Regions from separate parts of the Homo sapiens genome. Here region 2 is linked to region 1. The links are chromatin loops, found by intact Hi-C in ENCODE. Cell type or tissue: GM12878. All regions are shown on one strand. Each heading gives the region's core, and the rest is flanking DNA. Links, peaks and the distances in the headings are about the cores only. Region 1 has its middle 83 kb from the start of GLIS3. Region 2 has its middle 4.4 kb from the start of SLC1A1.

The links. Peaks named below come from ENCODE experiments on the same cell type or tissue, not always from the same donor. Only the 100,000 strongest peaks of a DNase experiment are listed, where the experiment ranks them.
Region 2: a loop joins it to region 1, with 4 times the contacts of the local background. A loop is called at or near these places in 8 of 110 quality-filtered maps.

What each region holds. Positions count from the first base shown.
Region 1 is chr9:4,381,545-4,384,461 of GRCh38, reverse strand. It overlaps a transcript of GLIS3 not described here. Among named protein-coding and RNA genes, the nearest start is that of GLIS3, 83 kb to the right of the region's middle. In GM12878, for the core only: a CTCF peak has its summit at 1,571 (motif pointing left); a DNase peak (open chromatin) is centred at 1,381.
Region 2 is chr9:4,484,623-4,487,539 of GRCh38, reverse strand. It overlaps a transcript of GLIS3 not described here. Among named protein-coding and RNA genes, the nearest start is that of SLC1A1, 4.4 kb to the left of the region's middle. RefSeq lists a silencer at 720-809. In GM12878, for the core only: no CTCF peak of the experiment used is centred there; a DNase peak (open chromatin) is centred at 1,246; H3K4me3 peaks cover 782 bases; H3K27ac peaks cover 1,017 bases.

The sequences.
Region 1 (2,917 bases), core at 121-2,620:
CCATTGGCAAACAATCAACCATGAGTAATAGTCCTTGTTAAAGAACACAAAGCTGATATTGACAACTTAGAAAATAAATTTTTATCTTCATTTGGAATTTCTAAAAAGTTTTTTTTTTTCCAGTGAAGGTGAGTCCTGGCTAACTGAACAGTATTATCTAAAAAGTAGTTCCGTTTTCCCACCTCTGGCAGCACTGCTGTTGTTTCAAAAGATTCCTCCATGATGGAAACCCCTTATAAGGTCCAGCACCCTGTGTTCACCACCAGTGTGCTCCACAAAGTGAGCAGGAGGAAAACGTGTACACCTCATTGGCACGATCTGTGTACAGTGTGCTGGGCAGTAACTGGTTAACCCCCAAAGGCCACAACTTCTTCAGTACCAAGTGGGAAATAAAAGAGACTACTCTCATCTGCCCTATAAATGACATGACTGATTGGCAGCCAATGGCACACAAACTCCCTGAGAAGTGGGGGTAGTTCCATGGATATTTAAGGCTGTAAGTCTTGAAGGAGAGGAATTGAGGGGTTCGTGCTCTCTCTAGGACCACCTAGCTAACAAAGGCCTTTATTCTAGACAAGGAGAAGCCCATTTCAACTACTGGAGATCCAGTTACCATTCAATACCTCCCTCTTAATTAAAATGTAAACTTCTGAACATAGAAGTTTGTGGTCAATCAACACAAAGAGGCTGATTATCCCAAAAATCTACTTTTCTGGAAGTAAATGTTCAAATGGAGATGATCAAGTCATATTACCTAAGAAAGGTTATAGGGGACTTTTGGAGACTTCTTTTGGACTTATACATCTAGATTTTATTTCCTTTTAACCATCTTAATAGATTTTTTTCTGCATCCAGAGAATTAGAATTTAGAAGTGTTGAAATATAGCCAGGTTTGAGCTTGTATAGAAACTGCTTTTGGAGCACATGCTGTTCTTAATTTGTTAGTAATTAGAAGTAATTACTAAACAGCTTCTGCCAGAAGTGAAGAGTTCTATGTTATCTTTGATACATAATAAATGACTCAGGGTAGACCCACATTAGTTTGCTTATCCATGAATCAAGAATAATTTAAGTCAATAATAAGAAAATAGTAGATAAAAAGGAAAATTAAACTTTCAAACAGCAGTTCCAAATGTTATGGAAAATGAATGAGATTGTAAAAGGTGAATAAAAAATGCAATCTGGTTGGAGTTTGGTTGTGCTTGCAAATTCGTTAAGCGTTTTTTTCTGAAACTTGTTCTACAGAATGTTAATGCCAAGAAGCAAGTGCAATGAAATCTTAGGCCTTGGGCCAGTGGGAGGCCTACTTCTACTCGTTTCAGTTCTTGCTTTCTCACATTAAGTCTGGCAGCCTCAGGTCATGGCATCATTTCCTTTCAGAAAACCCAAGTTATTGGTACTGCTGAAGTTTTGCTGTCTATTTTCTTGGCAAGGTTTCTGCAACTTCCTTTTAGGAAAATAGACAGATGGGAAGATGGATTCAAGCACAGAATCGGTGAATCCAGGTAAGGTCAAATTTTGCTTTGTGAGATGCCCTTCCCTGGGCCAGAAATATTAATTAGGCAGTAGTGACACCAGCTGGTCTTCCTGGGAATCTTCCCTCATGTAATTCATTAGAAAATGAACAGATTTTTATGGTCTGCTTAAACTGTATTAGGTACAGTAAAAGCTACATGAGAAATGGAAAGGCCCTGATCTTGAAGGGTTTATCATCTGAGAGGTATTAAAATATATATAGATGCTGTCTCGACCCTATAGTACCCACTCATCACTCTAGAATTTTGTCTCAGGAGGTTAGGACAAGGAGAAGGGCCTGGTATCTATATTTTTCTGAGGATTCTGATGATCACTCAGGTTTGGGGAGTGATCAAGAGAAAAACTGATTGCTAACATACCTGGAGAAATACTCTAGAAGTCAGAGAACAAAAGAACCATAGGAATTCAGACTAAGCAAGATGATGTTTGTGTGAGGTAATCAGAGAGGCTTCCAGGAAGAGGAGATTCTTGTAGATTTGTGTGAAAAAGCAGAGAAGTTAAAAAACAATCACAGTAATAAGGTAGTATAATCAGGGAGGTATTCCAGGATGGGGGAAAGGCATTTTATTCCCTACACATACTGTTCAATAATGCTCTAACTCTCCAGTTGAATTTCGGTTTTCATTCAGGATTCTTCTGGAACAAACGAAATGTTCTCCAATCTGTACTTTCAATACCTAGAGTAATAATATTTACCCTGATTTTTCCAGATGTGTCATTCAGCATCTGGCCAGAAAAACAGAAACCACTCTAGATGTTTCAAATAAAAGGGATTTACTACAGATTTTGGTATTACGGGCATTGGAACAGATAAGCAAGGGAGCTAAAGAAGCAAAAAGGGAAAAGGGTGACATTCCGAGATTAGTATCTGTAGAGAGCGGCTACCAGCCTTAGGAACTGGGGGAATGAAACTGAAGAGGAGCTGTCAAAGTCCAGGAGCAGGCCTTAAGGGATTCCACCCAGCCTGTGCTGGGACTGCCAAGGATGGTCTCCCTAGCCACAGCCGGGACCAATTAAGGGCAGTTCCAGCAGAACCTTGGGTCACTGAAGGGGCACAGCTACTTCCAGAACCAACAGCAGAAACAAAGAGAGTATAAGAAAGAAATAATGGCTCTTCCTCTTGCCAGACATAACAGAAAGCCAGGTAGTAAAGGAGTCTGGAAAATGGAGTTTGTGGATTCCCACAGCCCCAGCAATACAGACAGGATGGAATAAGGTGAAAGTGCAGCTCAGGGGCAGCAGGTAGACAACTGATGCACCAAGTAAAATGAATCAAGAAGTACTTCCTTCAGGAAGACAAACAGGCATGCCCCAGTTGGAGGTTCATGCATGCAGATATTAGTACCAAAATGTGCGTGAGTGCTGTGTTCATAAAATCAGA
Region 2 (2,917 bases), core at 212-2,711, 100 kb before region 1:
TAGGGTTCTCGGGGTAAAGTATTTAGGCTTAAATCCCAGCACCACCACTTATCAGCTTGGTGACCTTGGGCACCTGGCTTAAATTTTTTATGTCTCAGTTTCTTCATCTGTAAAATGGGGGCATTAATTATCTTTACCTCATGGAGGTATTTTAATAATTTAATACAATAATCTGTGTGAAAGGCTTAGAACACTCCCTGGCACAAAACAAATATCACCACCAATTTTACTTGGAGTCAACCTGGACAGGCATCTCTTAACACCATCTTTTAACACCTGCCTGTCATTAACACACTCTGAACCCCTTCAGACCCACGAGAACTCTTGCTCATTGATCATCAGGAATTGCCCATCTCTACTAAAAATACAAAAATTAGCCAGGCGTGGTGGCGGGTGCCTGTAATCCCAGCTACTCGAGAGGCTGAGGCAGGAGAATCGCTTGAACCCAGTAGGTGGAGAATATGACAAAAGAAATATGTCAAAATTTTAACAATGGTCTTCTTTGCCTTCTACTTTTTGCATTTCCAAAGTGTCTACCATAGAGCCGGGAGTGTCGACTCACACCTATATTCCCAGCACTTTGGGAGGCTGAGGCAGAAGTATCACTTGAAGCCAGGAGTTTGAGACCAACCTGGGCAACTTAGTGAAATCTTGGCTCTACAAAACTTAAAAAAATAAATAAATAACCTGGGCATGATGGCACATGCCTGTAGTCCTCACTACTTGGGAGGCTGAGGCAAGAGGATGGCTTGAGCCCAGGAGTTTGAGGTTGCAGGGAGCTATGATTGCACCACTGCACTCCAGCCTGGGTGACAAGAGGCCTTACATCACCCATTGCACTTTCACACTGGGAGGACCAAGGCCCTTGGTCCCCTGAAGGTTTGCTTCAAAATCACTGACAGGCAGATTTATTAATAGGAGAAAAGGCATACCAATGTATTGAACGTATACACACGGGAGACTTCAAAATGAAGACCTAGCCTCCCAATGAGGTCCAGAAGTTTATATACTATCTGGAGGTTACAGAAAGAATGGGGGCTTGAATCCTGGTAAAACAGGTTTTGGGAGGTGAAGAGAAGAGGAATTGCTGAGGGGATTACTAGGGAGAATGAATGGATCTCTGAACAGAGATTAATGTGTGAATAGTTCTCTTTGATAGTGAAAGTGTTCAGGTGTGGTTACATTCTTGGTCTTACAGGGAGGGGAAGAACAAGCAATTACTTTCTTTGATGGGTCTGAATCTTACGCAGATAAAGGAACTTCCACTTCTTTGTGGGAGACGGTGGCAGGGGAAGTCAGAGAGACCTTGAGGTTTCTCCATGTCAACATGTCAAAATGCCATATTTTGGGGTATTGGATTCTGAGCCCAACAACACCTAAAGCTCCTATAGTGCATACTTGTTTTATGTTCATTTAAATTATGCATTGAAAATAGTACAATATAAAAGATTTTAAAAATTTCAATATATACAAACATTTTGAAATAATAAAAATCTCCCCGACTAAAAGCAAAAGTCGGGCCAGGTGCGGCGGCTCACGCCTGTAATCCCACCTCTTTGGGAGGCCAAGGGGGGTGGATTCCTGAGGTCAGGAGTTTGAGACCAGCCTGGCCAACATAGTGAAACGCCATCTCTGCTAAAAATACAAAAAATTAGCTGGGCATGGTGGCAGGAACCTATAATTCCAGCTACTTGGGAGGCTGAGGCAGGAGAATTGCTTGAATCTGGGGAGGCGGAGGTCGCAGTGAGCTGAGATTGCGACATTGCACTCCAGCCTGGGCAACAAGAGCGAACAAAACTCCGTCTCAAAAAAAAAAAAAAGCAGAGGCAGGAGTCTCAAAAGTAGATCACTGGTAGTGCAATCCCCTGATGGGTTCTTGCCTGCCGCACAGGTAGAGCTGATTCACTGAAACACTGGTATTGTTGTAAAGATGGAGCTTAATTAATGCAAAGCTAGTCACATGGGGAGACAGGAAGTTATTACTCAAATCAGCCTCCCTGGAAATTTGGAGGCTGGAGTTTTTAAGAATAACTTGGTAGTCAGGATTTAGGGAACAGATGCTGCTGGTTGGATGAAGATGAAATCACAGGGGTGTGGAAAGTGGTCCTTATGCAGAGTCGGTCTCTGGGGTGGGGCTACAGGACTGGTTGATTTGTGGATCTGAGTGTAGTCAGCCAGTCCTCAGAAATCCAAGTCTGAAAAACATCTCAGAAGACCAACCTTAGGGCTGAGCGCGGTGGCTCACGTCTGTAATCCCAGCACTTTGGGAGGCCGAGGAGGATGGATTACTTGAGGTCAGGAGTTTAAGAACAGCCTGGCCAACATGGTGAAACCCTGTCTCTACTAAAAATACAAAAATTAGCTGGGCATGGTCGTGAGTGCCTGTAATCCCAGCTACTCGGGAGCCTGAGGCAGGAGAATCGCTTGAACCCAGGAGGTAGAAGTTGCAGTGAGCCGAGATGGCTCCACTGCACTCCAGCCTGGTCGACGGGAGTGAAACCCTGTCCCCCCACCACCCCCACCCCCCCAAAAAAAGGAAAAAGAAAACCAATCTTAGGTTCTACAATAATGATGATGTTATCTACAGGAGTAAATTGGAGAAGTTACAAATCTTGTGTCCTCTGGACCGATGGTTGGTTATAATTTATGCCTACAACTTAGCAGAATTCAGGCTCCCTTCATAATCCTAATCTTGTGTCTTTTCATTGGTTCTACAAAGACGATTCCTGACCTCCAATGAGGAAGGGATAGTTTTGGGAAGGGCTATTACTATCTTTACTTTAAGGTTAAACTATAACTTCCTCCTAAAGTTAGTTTGGCCTACACTGGGCACAGTGGCTCACGCCTATAATCCCAGCACTTTGGGAGGCCAAGGTGGGTGGATCACCTGAGGTCGGGAGTTCGAGCCTAGCCTGGC